2 separate regions of the Homo sapiens genome follow, and region 1 is linked to region 2. A link is a contact called in ENCODE Hi-C or POLR2A ChIA-PET data. All regions are on one chromosome and are shown on one strand. The core of a region is the stretch at or near the end of the contact, and the rest is flanking DNA. Distances in the headings are between cores, read along the strand shown.

Region 1 (7,112 bases), core at 4,613-7,112, 50 kb before region 2:
GCCTGTAATCCCAGCTTCTCAAGAGGCTGAGGCAGGAGAATCGCTTCAGCCCAGGAGGCAGACGTTGCAGTGAACCGAGATGGCGCCACTTCACTCTGGCTTGGGAAACAGAGGAAGACTCAAAAAAAAAAAAAAAAAAAAGTTTAAAAAAATGTTCAGGAAGAGAGCTCTCCCCCACCCCTTTCCACCCACCTTTTTCTTCTTGGATGCCGTCTCCCAGCATGTAGTCACTACAAGTGCTTGGACATAAGTAGAGTGCCTGCCGAAGCTCCAAGTTGAGAAACCACACTTGAAGAAATGTGTTGACATAACAAGTGGCTCCAAGGTTAGTCAGGCCCACAAATGAGTTCTACAAAAATACAAAATTCATAATTATAAAACCCATTTTCCTTTAAACAACCAATTTCTAAGCATTATTCTTAAATTTTCAGATTAAAAATGTGTAAGACCGTCACAACCAACATGGTATAGCCACCTTAAGTTTCTCTTGGCTGGAGGTGGGGCATAATTTTCATGAAAGCCCCATTTTGGGTTGACCACAGGAGTGAAAAAGACTTCGGACGGCATCACTGCTCATCTCTAGCATATCGTCTTCTCCAGCCACTTAAATCTAAAATTAGAACAGTGGATTCTAGAAAAGATCGGTTTTGAACAAGCGTATATAGGTTTTATGTTTTCTGTATTTCTAAACTGCCAGCATTCAGCAGAATGACAAAGTAAAACTTATGCAGAAAACTTCCTTTATATTCTAGAGATTTTAAAGATTGGCGGTGGTAGAGGGAACTGGCTGCAACTTTTTCCAAAGATAAGGTTGGGAATTCCTGACCTTACAAAGAATTATTATTTTATTAAAATATCTATATATAACAAACTTGGATATTTCGTGAATGCTAAGATTTATGTCTAGAAAATTTAATGTATATTTTTAAAAAGCAAAATTATATATAAAATACAAGCCCTAGAAAGCAAAGTGCTATCATCATGAGTTTGTTCCCTTGAATTACCATCTCCTTTAAAGAGGCGTTAAGATTTCAAAATAAAACATGCAATGTTAAAGCAAACATAGAATCAGCATTCAAACTAAAACTATTATTTAAAGGCTTACTGAATTACGCAGCTGCCTGTTTTAAAGCATATCATTAAGAAGTGTTCCAATTCAAGTGGCTTAGAGTCTTAAGTTCTACTGCTTATCTTAAAGCTGCACAGGTTACCTGAAATCAGTAGAGTTTTCTGATCACAGGCCCAAAACAAAAGCAAAAACAAAAACAAAAAACAGCATATAGCAATCGCTTAAAAAATGATGGTTTACCTTTTTTCTCCTCTCACAGTTGGGATCATCGATGTTATGAAAACTATTTTCATCTATTTCTCCTAACCAAATATGCTCACCAATACCAACCAAGCAATTCGGATTTCCTTTGCAGTTTCGTCTAAGGGGAAAAAAAAAACCTTTAATTTTTAAAAGACCATAGTTTCATGAGAGACAAACAAATTAAAACTAAAATGAGATACCACTTCTCATCTATAAATTAGCAAAACTGAGAAAGTATAAGACACTCAGTTTGTGAGGGTGTGGAGAAGAAAGCATGCATATACTGCTGGTAGAAATGCAGTCACTAACAAAACTACATAGACAACTACCTTTAGACCTAGCAATCTCATTTCTGAGGATTTACTGTTCCTTAGGCTATACCTCCAACAATGCAAAATCTCACTCATAAGGTTATTCATTACAGCACTGTCTGTTAATTGCAAAATATTGGAAGCCACCCAAATGCCCAAAAATAGACAATATGGTACATCTATATGGCAGAGTACTATGCAACTGTAAAACACACACACACACACACACACACACACACACACACACAGCATGAAAAAGATATCTATGAACAGATATAAGGTAATTTATAAATCCAGGACACATTATTAAGTAAAAAAAGCAAAATGCAAAGGAGTATCTCTAGTATACTGTTATGTGTAAGAAATATATAAGGAAAATATACATGTACATATTTCTGCTCATTTTGTACAAAAAGAAATACAGAAAGGAAAAACAAGAGACTAATGAAATTGGTTACCTACAGAGCATGAGTGGGAATAAGGTTAAAAGAAAATACACCTTTTCGGCCGGACACAGTGGCTCACACCTGCAATCCCAGCACTTTGGGAGGCTGAGGCAGGCGGATAACAAGGTCAGGAGTTCGAGACCAGCCTGAAACCCTGTCTCTACTAAAAATACAAAAATTAGCCGGGCGTGGCGGTGCGGGCCTGTAATCCCAGCTACTTGGGAGGTTGTGGCAGAAGAATCCCTTGAACCCAGGACACGGAGGTTGCAGGGAGCCGAGATTACACCACTGCACTCTGGCCTGGGCGACAGAGCAAGACTCTGTCTTGGAAAAAATGAATGAATGAATGAATGAATGAATGAATGAATGAAAAGGAAATGTACCTTTTCATATAATGAACAATTTGGGACCATGTGACTGTTTCTCACACTACTTCACGCATGCACACAAACAAAAATAAATCAACTGGCTAGGCGTGGTGGTTCACGCCTGTAATCCTAGCCCTTTGGGAGGCCAAGGCAGGAGGATCACTTGAGGTTAGGAGTTTTGAGACCAGCCTGGCCAACATGGTGAAACCCTGTCTCTACTAGAAATACAAAAATTAGCCAGGTGTGGTGGTACACGTTTGTAACTCCAGCTACAGGCTGAAGACTGGAGGCTGATGCAGGAGAATTGCTTGAACCCAGGAGGCGGAGGTTGCAGTGAGCCAAGATCGTGCCACTGCACTCCAGCCTGGGCAACAGAGAGAGACACGGTCTCAAAAAAAAAAAAAAAAAAAAAAAAGGAATCAACAAGGATGACAGGAACCCTAAATTCAAAACAGAGAAAACATATTTCAACTAAATAAAAGATCCAGACTGAAGGGAAGGCAGGAGTGGGGGAGGGAGAGGGAGGGGGTGTGACTGACCAAAGTAACTTAAACAGTTATCAAGCTCATTTACTAGTACCCTCTGGCTAAAGACAAAAGGAACAAACAGCCAACTCTAATTAGTAGGCTTCTTTTCCATAGAGACATGGGTTAATAATTCTGAAACACAGATCCTGACTTCTAAATATTACCCACTAAAAGAATCCCGTGCTCCTTGGAGAAATAACTGGCTGATTCCAAGGCCAGGGCAGTGAAATTAGAAAACGAACCTACATCTTACTGTGCCCTAAAATGATGTACTGAAAGATGGTGGAGACATGTCAAAAGAGCACAAGAGTTGGCTGGAAGGGGAGGTCCCACTGGTCAAATTTGGCAACAAAATTTAGCAACAAAATGAGTAATAGGATTATAACCTACTGAATAAAGTAAGAATCCATCATTTCATGGTGAGATGGATGGAAGAAAAATCTCTTCCCTTTAGAAGAAAACCAACTATCAAAGTGGAAGGAATGACAGAATTAAAAATCTCCATTTGGCATACATCAGATTCAGAAAGGAATGAGGCAAGGATCATCACGGATGCTAACGTAGGCAAGTTGGAGAAATAACAATATTTACAATGTCTCAAAGTATCTCAGAAAAAGTTAATTACAAAGGGAAAGATAATAACTTTCAGTGGAGAAACTTGACAGACACCACCTTAACCAAATGCTTAAATTTAACACACCCAGTAATGAATCTAATTGACACCACACACCTTCTGGTATAATGCACAACACAGAATCACTTCTGTGATGTTCTGGCCAAAGATGCATGGCCTTAATTGAATCATGAGGAAACATCAGACCAAACCAACTCAAGGGACTTTATACAAAATAAGTCAGTGTCATGAAATACAAAGAAAGATTCACTAACAGTTCCAGATTAAAGGAAACCAAAGAGACACAACTGAATGTAACATAAGCTTAGGTTTTCTTTTGCTATAAAGGAACATTACAGGACAAAGTTCTGCAGATTTCTGTAGGATACCCACTAAAGGATTACTGATAACAGTAAAAGACTGGAAATTTATATGGAAGTAACAAAATAAATTACAATATAACCAAACAACAAAAACTACTGCTGTCAAAAAATAAAAAGGTAGGCCGGGCACAGTGGCTCACGCCTGTAATCCCAGCATTTTGGGAGGCCCAGGTGGGCGGATCACAAAGTCAGGAGTTCGAGACCAGCCTGGCCAACATGGTAAAACCCCATCTCTACTAAAAATACAAAAATTCGCCAGGAGTGGTGGCGGGAGCCTGTAATCCCAGCTACCCAGGAGGCTGAGGCAGGAGAAATCACTTGAAACTGGAAGGCGGGAGGGTGCAGTGAGCCGAGATCGTGCCACTGCACTCCAGCCTGGGCAACAAGAACAAAACTCTATCTCAAAAAAAATAAAAATAAAAATAAATTTAAAAAAAGGTAGGGAAAGCTTTTAATGTTGTGATATATAACGATATCATTAGTTGAAAAAAGGAAGGTGGGCCAGGCACAGTGGCTCACGCCTGTAATCCCAGCACTTTGGGAGGCTGAGGCAGGCGATCACCTGAGGTCGGGATTTCGAGACCAGCCTGACCAACATGGAGAAACCCTGTCTCTACTAAAAATACAAAATTAGCCGGGCATGGTGGCGCATGCCTGTTAATCCCAGCTAGTTGGGAGGCTGAGGCAGGAGAACTGCTTGAGCCCAGCAGGGTGAAGGTTGTGGTGAGCCAAGATCACGCCATCGCACTCCAGCCTGGACAACAAGTGGAAACTTTGTCTCAAAAGAAAAAAAAGAAAAAAAAAAAGGAAGGTACAAAACACTGCATATCATGTTGCCATGTTTTTTATTTACAAATGGGGTAAACACACCCGTTTGTTTAGATAGAAGAGTACATTATAAACTGGAAACAACCTTATCGGCAAAGATTATCTCTGTACTTGCCAGCTATAAGTCAGAAGTAAATAACACTCTGAACTTCCTTTTTTTTTTTTTTGAGACTCCCATACTGAAGTGGCATGTTCATGGCTCACTGCAGCCTCTACATCCTGGACTCAAGTAATCCTCCAGCCTCAGCCTCTGGAGTAGCTGGGAGGTGCATGCCACCATACTTGGATAATTTTTTATTTTATTTTTTGTAAAAACAGGGTCTTGCCATGTTGCCCCAGGCTGACCCCATCACTTTTTATACCTTTCAGACTTTGAACAATAAAATGTGTTACATATTCCAAAAATAAGTAAATAATTGTTTTAATGTTCAGTTTAAACATACTGTCTTCTAAAATATAAAAATGAAGCTGGGTGTGGTGGCACATGCTTATAGTGCCAGCTATTCAGAAGGCTCAGGCAGAAGATGGCCTAAGCCTAGGAGTTGGAGGCTGCAATGAACTATGATTGCACCTGTGAACAGCCACTGCACTACAGCCTGGCCAACAAAGTGAGACCCTGTCTCTATTTTAAAACTTTTGAAAAAATAAAAATGAAAACAAGTTCGACCAATTTAAGAACAGTTTTGTCAGCTTATATCAAAGCTAGGAGGGAAAAAAGCTTATTAATGAAATAAAGTAGAACCCATCCACTGTGGGGAGAAGAAGCTAGGGTTTTGTTTTAGTGCTTATAACTCATCTCTAATGGGAAAGGTCTACTATAAGAGAGTTAAAGAAACAAAACTGGCCGGGTGCAGTGGCTCCTGCCTGTAATCCCCAGCACTTTGGGAGACTGAGGTGGGCAGATCACTTGAGGCCAGAAGTTCAAGACCAGCCTGGCCAACATGGCAAAACCCCGTCTCTACTAAAAATACAAAAATGTGCCAAGCGTGGTGGCGTGTGCCTATAATCCCAGCTACTTGGGAGGCTGAAGTGAGAGAACCGCTTGAACCAGGAAGGCAGGGTTTGCAGTGAGCTGTGATCGCACCAGTGCATTCCAGCCAGGCTGGGCAACAGAGCGAGACTCGTCTCAAAAAAAAAAAGAAGAAACAAAACTGATTCTGAGACTGAGAAAAGTAACAGAAAATCTCTCCTGGGAACAGTGACAAGGATATACTAGGAAGGTTCTTTCGAAAGAAAATTACAGCTAGTGGCAATGGACTCTCCCAAAGGTCTTTGGCAGATAGGAAAAAATAGTGTCAGTAACCATGGTGAAAATATACCTCTAAAACAAAGTAGGCACTTATTTTGTCAATCCTTTCAACTCTGCTTTTCAAAGGTGTAATATCAAGTCTTGTTTGTTCACTCCCTCCTCTTGGACAAGTGGGTGGTAAAAATTTTTCACACGGGCCGGGCGCGGTGGCTCACGCCTGTAATCCCAGCACTTTGGGAGGCGGAGGCGGGTGGATCACGAGGTCAGGGGTTTGAGACCAGCCTGACCAACATGGTGAAACCCCATCTCTACTAAAAATACAAAAATTAGCTGGACGTGGTGGCAGGCGCCTGTAATCCTGGCTACTCAGGAGGCTGAGGCAGGAGAATTGCTTGAACCTGGGAGGCGGAGGTTGCAGTGAGCCGAGATCACGCCACTGCACTCCAGCCTGGGCGACAGAGCGAGACTTCATCTCAAAAAAAAAAAAAAAAAAAAAAATTCACACGACCTGGCTGGGGAAACAGATACTCCCATGTGTCAAACACAGACATCATTCTCAGAAAATAGTTCCACTGGATCTGTTTAGATTTTAGTCTCCAGTTCCTGATAGCAAAATAATTCAGACAATGAAGAAAAGGTAGGCTCTCCCTGTCCCCACCCAAAAATCATGCATACTCAACTGGTTCTAAAGCTGGCATCAAAAGGCAAACACAACCTATGGCCTAAATATTACCACAATAAGACTTTCAAAAGCTACTATGAGAAGCTGGGAGCAATCTGTATTATTAGGCCCCACAACACTGGCATTGTTCTTTTTAAATTTTCTTAAATTAATTGCTTGCTAGGTATCACTGAATACGTCTTCAGTCGGCTAGAACACCACCACAGCAGAATGCCAAGTGCAGGTGACCTGTGATAGACTACCACCCCAGGCCAAACCTATGGCTCCCGAGCCTCTATGGCCACACTTCAGGTGGGAACCAAAAAGCCAATGGCGGTGCTTTGCATTAAAAGGGCTTGGGCTTTCTAAACTTCTAAATTGTTGCTAAGCCTTTCATACATAGCCCAATATGGG
Region 2 (6,932 bases), core at 2,602-5,101:
ACCCAGGTGGGAGTGCAATGGCTCAGTCTCAGTTTACTGCAACCTCCGCCTCCCGGGTTCAAGCAATTCTGCTGCCTCAGCCTCCCGAGTATCTGGGATTACAGGCGCCCACCACCACGCCCGGCTAATTTTTGTATTTTTAGTAGAGATGAGGTTTCACCATATTGGTCAGGCTGGTCTTGAACTCCTGACCTCAGGCAATCCACCTGCCTCGGCTTCCCAAAGTTCTGGGATTACAGGCGTGAGCCACCGCGCCTGGCCACGCCCAGCTAATTTTTGTATTTTTAGTAGAGATAGGTTTTCACCAGTTTGGCCAGGCTGGTTTTGAATTCCTGATCTCAGGTGATCCACTCACCTTGGCCTCCCAAAGTCCTGGGATTACAGGCGTAAGCCACCACTCCCAACCCTATTTGTATTTTTTAAAAATTTTATTTGGCTTGAGGCACAGTATCAAGAGGTCCTGAGAACATGTACCCCTCATGTTTGCAAAATTTTAAAAAATTATGGCAAGAAAATACATAACAGAGCTTACTATCTTAACCATTTTTTTCTGAGATGGATCGGCTCTGTTGCCTAGGCTGGAGTGCAGTGTCATGATCATAGCTCACTGTAACCTCAAGCTTCTGGGCTCAAGTGATCCTTCTGCCTTAGCCTCCTGAGTAGCTGTAGTATAGCTAAGAGTGTAGGCACCACCTAATTTTTTAATTTTAACTTTAATTTTTTGTAGAGACAGGGTTTCGCTATGTTGCCAGGTTGGTCTTTTTTGTTTTTGTTTTTGAGGCGGAGTCTCACTCTGTCGCCCAGGCTGGAGTGCAGTGGCTCGATCTCGGCTCACTGCAACTTCTGCCTCCTGGGTTCAAGAGATTCTCCTGCCTCAGCCTGCCGAGTAGCTGGGATTACAGGTGTGTGCCACCACGCCTGGCTAATTTTTTGTATTTTTTTGTAGAGATTGGGCTTCACCATGTTGGCCAGGCTGCTGTCGAACTCCTGACCTCAGGCAAAGTGCTGGGATTACAGGCCCAGGTTGGTCTTGAACTCCTGGTTTCAAGCGATCCTCTCACCTCAGGCTCCCAAAGTGTTGAGATTAAAGGTGTGAGCCTTGCACCTGGCCAGTCTTAGCCATTCTAAGTGTACAGTTCAGTAGTGTTAAGTATTTTCACAGTACTGTGCAACAGATCTCTAAAACATTTTCATCTTGCAAAACTGAAAGTTTATAACCATTCTTACTTTTGCAAATTTTATGAAGACATATAATCCCGGCCGGGCGCGGTGGCTCACTCCGGTAATCCCAGCACTCTGGGACGCCGAGGTGGGCGGATCACCTGAGGTCAGGAGTTCGAGACCAGCCTGACCAACATGGTGAAACCCCCATCTCTACTAAAAATAAAAAATTAGCTGGGTGTGGTGGCACACACCTGTAGTTCCAGCTACTCGGGAAGCTGAGGCAGGAGAATCTCTTGAACCCGGGAAGCAGAGGTTGCAGTGAGCTGATATCATGCCACTGCACTCCAGCCTGGGAGGTTGCAGTTAGCTGAGATCATGCCACTGCACTCCAGCCTGGGCAACAGAGTGAGACTCCATCTCAAAAAAAAAAAAAAACAAACAAAAGGTCGGGCGCGGTGGCTCACGCCTGTAATCCTAGCACTTTGGGAGGCTGAGGTGGGTGGATCACAAGGTCAGGAGATCAAGACCAGTCTGGCTAACACGGTGAAACCCCATCTGTACTAAAAATACAAAAAATTAGCCGGGCGTGATGGCGGGTGCCTGTAATCCCAGCTACTTGGGAGGCTGAGGCAGGAGAATGGCGTGAACCCGGGAGGCGGAGCTTGCAACAAACCAAGATTGCGCCACTGCACTGCAGCCTGGGCGACAGAGCAAGACTCAGTCTCAAAACAAAAACAAAAACAAAAACAAAACAAAACAAAAACCATATAATCCCATGCAGGTGATGAGTTCTGAAGTTTAAGCTTCAGTGGGCTTCATGATAAATTCATTCTTGCTGAGGGAAGATTTGAGTCTTTTTGGAGTTCCCCAAGGTACAGATTTGGACATCATACACTGTAGGAAATCAAGGTTGCATCAAATGACCGCTCCAGGAGGGAGAGCTGTTAGGGAATAATAGGTCCAGAGGTGTTTGTTTTGGGTTTTTTTTTTTTTTTATTTTATCGCCCAGGTTGGAGTGCAGTGGTGCAATCTCGGCTCACTGCAATCTCCGCCTCCCGGGTTCAAGCGATTATTGTGCCTCAGCCTCTGTGCCACAACGCCCGGCTAATATTTGTATTTATAGTAGAGATGGGGTTTCACCATGCTGGCCAGGCTGCTCTCGAATTCCCAACCTCAGGTGATCGCCTGCCTTGGCCTCCCAACGTGATGGGATTACAGGTGTGAGCCACTGTGCCCGGCCAGGTCCAGAGGTCTTAACCTTCTCATGGATTCCTGGGATTTTGAGGTGGTGTCTCAGGCACTGCCAATTTGGGCTGCTTAGCTCCTCCCCTCCCCCACACTTGAAACATCTGCTTAAATAATAACGATGACATTAATGATCATCATTCAAGCTGAAATACATTGGTTACTTTACTACATGATAGACACTATTCCAAGTACCCCACTTGTATTAAGTTACTTAATTCTTTTTTTTTTTTTTTTTTTGAGATGAAGTCTCACTCTGTTGCTCAAGCTGGAGTGCAGTGGCACAATCTCAGCTCACTGCAACCTCCACCTCCCGGATTCAAGCGATTCTCCTGCCTCAGCCTCCTGAGTAGCTGGGACTACAGGAATGCACCACCATGCCCGGCTAATTTTTTTTGTATTTTTAGTAGAGATGGGGTTTCACTATGTTGGCCAGGCTGGCCTTGAACTCCTGACCTTGTGATCCACCCACCTCTGCCTCCCAAAGTGCTGGGATTACAGGCATGAGCCACCAAGCCAGGCCAAGTTACTTAATTCTTACAATGCAACTATGTGGTTGGAATTAATCATTATCCCATTTTCCAGAGAAGGATGCCAGGGCTTGAAAAGCTTCAGTTTTATAGATAAAGGTTCCTTGTAACATACCTTTTGAAAAAAAATTGTTCTACTAATAACACGTTTTGAAAAAGTCTGAATTAGTCCAGGGTATTTATTTTACACATGGGAAAGTAAAATCCAGAAAAAGGGGTCATTTGTTCAATGCCACACACTTATTCTTTCATTATTTCCTGGGCGCCTGCCTTGTGCCAGTGACTGTGCTATGACATAAGGGTTCAGAGGTAAACAAGATACTCATGGAATATAATTTTAGTGGAGGCCAGTGGACAATATATACAAGAAGAAATGAATAGGCAAAATAATTCCAGACAGTGCTGGGATGATACATTTGAGATGTGATTGAGTGACAAAGAGAGAGAGTGTTAATTTAGTTGGAGAGGTGGTCAGGAGAGTGTGGTCTGTGGAGGTAACATGTGAGCCACAACCTGATGACCTGAAGAAGTCAGCCGTGCACTGCTATGGGGGGACAACACTCCAGACAGAGGGATCTATGAGTGCAAAGGCCCTGAGGCAGGAATGGCTTGTTAGTAATACAGCAGACTCCTGGTCCAGTGCTCCTTCTCTGCCTGCTGCTCTCTAGGCCCTCAGAGAGGCTCCTTTGGTGTCCTGGACCTCCCTCAAGCTCAGTCCCTAAGGGGCCAGCTGATCTAGGAAGGTAGCAGATCTGGCTTCCTGTGGGTCCTCCTCCCAGAAGCCCTATGGCTGAACCGGATCTGAGTTTCCTGGTTCCTGTCTGGCAGAAGGGGAGCAGATCTCCTCCCTGCCTCCTCTCCCCAGGCTCTAGCCCTTGCTCCAAATCTCCATGGCAACCCCTGGACACAGTTCTGAACCAAATGAAGAGGATCTGGAAGGCAAAGCACTAAGATCATAGTGAAGACTTGCCTCCCCCTTCTCCTTGTGTCCCACCAGCCTCCCTGCTGGCCTGACCAGGCCCCATACTCCAGTCTCCCCAGAGACCCCAAGCTGAAGATTCTGTGGGTCTGCCCCATTGCTGGGCACAGCAGAGCCTGGATGGAGGCTTGTTGTCTTCTGCAGTTGCCCCAAAGGTTGCTCTTGCTGGGGGCAGCCGCCCTGACTGCAACTGCTTTGGAGACAGGTAAGTATCAGGGGGCTTGGTTGGGGCACCCAGAAGACTTGGGCCCCCACCATCCTTAGAGACTATGTTTCCCCAGTCAGCACTCATCCTGCTGGGCTGAGACCTTTTGAGCTGGGGGAGGCTGGGAAACTGTGTCTGGTCTTGCTTGGCATCCCCAAATCCAACCCAAAGCCTTCTGGAAGGCTTGGATCTGCCAGTCACCTAGAAGCAGGAGTCTGGGAGTGGGCAGGACAGCCCTCAGGGCCTGCTTTGCAAAACTCTGTAGGCTTCGGATTCAGAGAAGCTGCATTTACACACTCTGCCACTTCTTATGTTTGTACCTTTGAGATCATTGTTTCAACTCTCTGAATTTCTTTGGCAGTAAAATGAAAATAATAGGCCCTTGCCCCTTAAGGGACTATGATTATTGGCATATAAGATGAGATAAGTCATGCAAGGCACTTCATAATACCTGGCACATAAAAGGTGCCAAATTCCCGGCTGGGCGCAGTGGCTCACGCCTGTAATCCCAGCACTCTGTGATGCCGAGGCGGGCGGATCATGAGGTCACGAGATCAAGACCATCCTGGCCAACATGGTGAAACCACATCTCTACTAAAAATACAAAAATTAGCTGGGCATGGTGGCATGTGCCTGTAATCCCAGCTACTTGGGAGGCTGAGGCAGGAGAATCGCTTGAACCAGGGAGTCGGAGGCTGCAGTGAGCCGAGATTGCGCCACTGCACTCCAGCCTGGCAACAGAGAGAGACTCCGTCTCAAAGAAATAAAAAAAAAAAAGGGTGCCCAATTCCCTTACTCTCTAAACTCCATGCCTGCCCTGTGTACCTTCAGGGTAGGCTCTGGCTTTAGCAGAGAAATACCAAATATTGGAAAGTGCTCCCACATCCTGAGCTCTGATGAAGGATTTTTTCCTCAAAGACCCACATCCTGGCTGGTCCTCAAGTACCCACTGGTCCCTATCTTGCACCAGAAAACCCACCTCCTCTTTCCTCTCTGTGCTTACAGAAATCAGGGCTACTTTGAGTACTTGCACATCTTCTCATTTAATCCTCACAACAACCCTGTACCAGTGAGGATGTTTTGGGCTGTAAGTAACAGATAACAAACTAAATGGGGCTTAAATGGTAGGATATTTGCTATTTCAGTTAAGAGTGGTCATAGGTGATTCCAGAGATGGTTAACTCAACGGCTCAACAATGTCACTGTTCCTCTGAAATGCTCTGACCTCATCTTTGCAAAATGGCTGCTGCAGCTCTGGACATCCCATCCTCATCCTCAGTCAGCAGCTTTCAAAAGCAGGAAGAAAAGGGGCTCCTTATCACACAGCTCTCCCCCTCCCCTTTTTTTTTTTTGGTGACGGAGTCTCGCTGTGTTACCCAGGCTGGAGTGCAGTGGCTTGATCTCAGCTCACTGCAACCTCCGCCTCCAGAGTTCACGCGATTCTCATCCTCAGCCTCTCGATTAGTTGGGATTACAGGTGCGCACCACCATGCCCGGCTAATTTTTTGTATTTTAGTAGAGATGGGGTTTCACCATGTTGGCCAGGCTGGTCTCGAACTCCTGACCTCAGGTGATCCACCTGCCTTGGCCTCCAAAGTGCTGGGATTACAGGCGTGAGCCACTGCGCTCGGCCCCGCATCTTAGGGTTTCGAATAAGGGATTGTAGATTTGAATTAAATTAAATTAAATCATTTAATCCTTACAATCATTCTGAGATTGATTAATCATCCCCATTTTACCGATGAGGAAAATGAGGCTCAGAGAGGGCGAGTAACTCGCTTGGGATCACACAGCGGGCAGGGGACAGAGTAGAGTTCGGGGTCGCGCCGCGCGGCTCCAGTTTCCGTGCCTTCCGCTGCAGCCGACCTGGCGGAACTGTGCGGGCAGACGTGGCAGGGGGACGGGCTGCTGCTGCGCTCGCACGCCGCATCGCGCAGGTTCTACTTCGTGGCTCCGGACACCGACTGCGGGCTCTGGGTGCAGGCGGCAGCCCCCGGCGACCGGATCCGCTTCCAGTTCCGCTTCTTCCTGGTCTACAGCCTGACCCCCGCGCCCCCGGCGCTCAACACCTCCTCCCCGGCCCCGGCCGACCCGTGCGCCCCCGGCTCCTACCTGCAGTTCTACGAGGGCCCGCCGGGGGCGCCCCGGCCCCTGGGGTCCCCACTGTGCGGCCTGAACATCCCGGTGCCTGTGGCATCCTCCGGACCCTTTCTAGGCCTGCGCCTGGTCACGAGAGGCCGCCAGCCCCGCGTGGACTTCGTGGGCGAAGTCACCTCTTTCCGTCTGGGTGAGCTGGGGCTGAAGGCCGGGACGGGACCCTCTGCAGAGGCCATGCGGGACTGGGGCCACAGTGGGGGCCCCGGTGAGGGCCGCTGCCGACAGGGGAATGGCAGGGGTGCCCGAAGCACAAGATGGCAGGGACTGGGTCCAACGGGAGGGAAGAAGGTGGTGGCTAGTGGCAGAGTCACAATAAGGGACCTCCCGGATCCTAAGAGCCAACCATATAAATCTGGCTACCATGGATGTGTGCGTCAGACTGTCCTACCAGCCCCAGTGCGCACACACATCCACACACATCCACACACAACTTCCTCCCCACACACATTCACACACAACTCCCACACGTTCACACCTCACACTCTGACATCCACACCCATGTCACATACGCACAACCCACGCACCTCATCGCCCCCACACACTCCACACTCATGCCTCTCACTGCAGCACACGCCTCACACTGCACACTCACCATCACACACCTCATATGCACACAGTACCGCCTTGCACACTTACACACAGCTCACATGCT

What was found. A loop is a pair of places that touch in the nucleus more often than their neighbours do. ChIA-PET counts read pairs that join two places held with the same protein, here RNA polymerase II (POLR2A). Pooled maps may share reads with other maps.
Region 1: a loop to region 2 is called in a pooled map, with 7 times the contacts of the local background. The contact joins the enhancer-like site here to the promoter of LDLRAD2 in region 2. A Hi-C loop is called at or near these places in 2 of 37 single-sample maps with no recorded cell type and 3 of 50 pooled maps. POLR2A ChIA-PET finds 5 or more read pairs at or near these places in 6 of 52 experiments (Caco-2, HCT116, HEK293 and 3 more).

Annotation. Positions count from the first base shown.
Region 1 is chr1:21,756,354-21,763,465 of GRCh38, forward strand. It overlaps USP48 (ubiquitin specific peptidase 48), which reads right to left. Exons shown (of 27, transcript NM_032236.8): 2 at 1,310-1,430; 3 at 193-349. Among named protein-coding and RNA genes, the nearest start is that of USP48, 23 kb to the right of the region's middle. RefSeq lists an enhancer at 5,549-5,628. Within about 2 kb of position 5,863, at least 4 of the 41 ENCODE cell types and tissues checked have a DNase peak (open chromatin) inside an H3K27ac peak, as active enhancers do.
Region 2 is chr1:21,808,414-21,815,345 of GRCh38, forward strand. LDLRAD2 (low density lipoprotein receptor class A domain containing 2) reads left to right here and starts at 3,852. Exons shown (of 5, transcript NM_001013693.3): 1 at 3,852-4,123; 2 at 5,985-6,410. The coding sequence starts at 4,039. RefSeq lists silencers at 2,338-2,488, 6,217-6,336 and an enhancer at 3,643-3,937.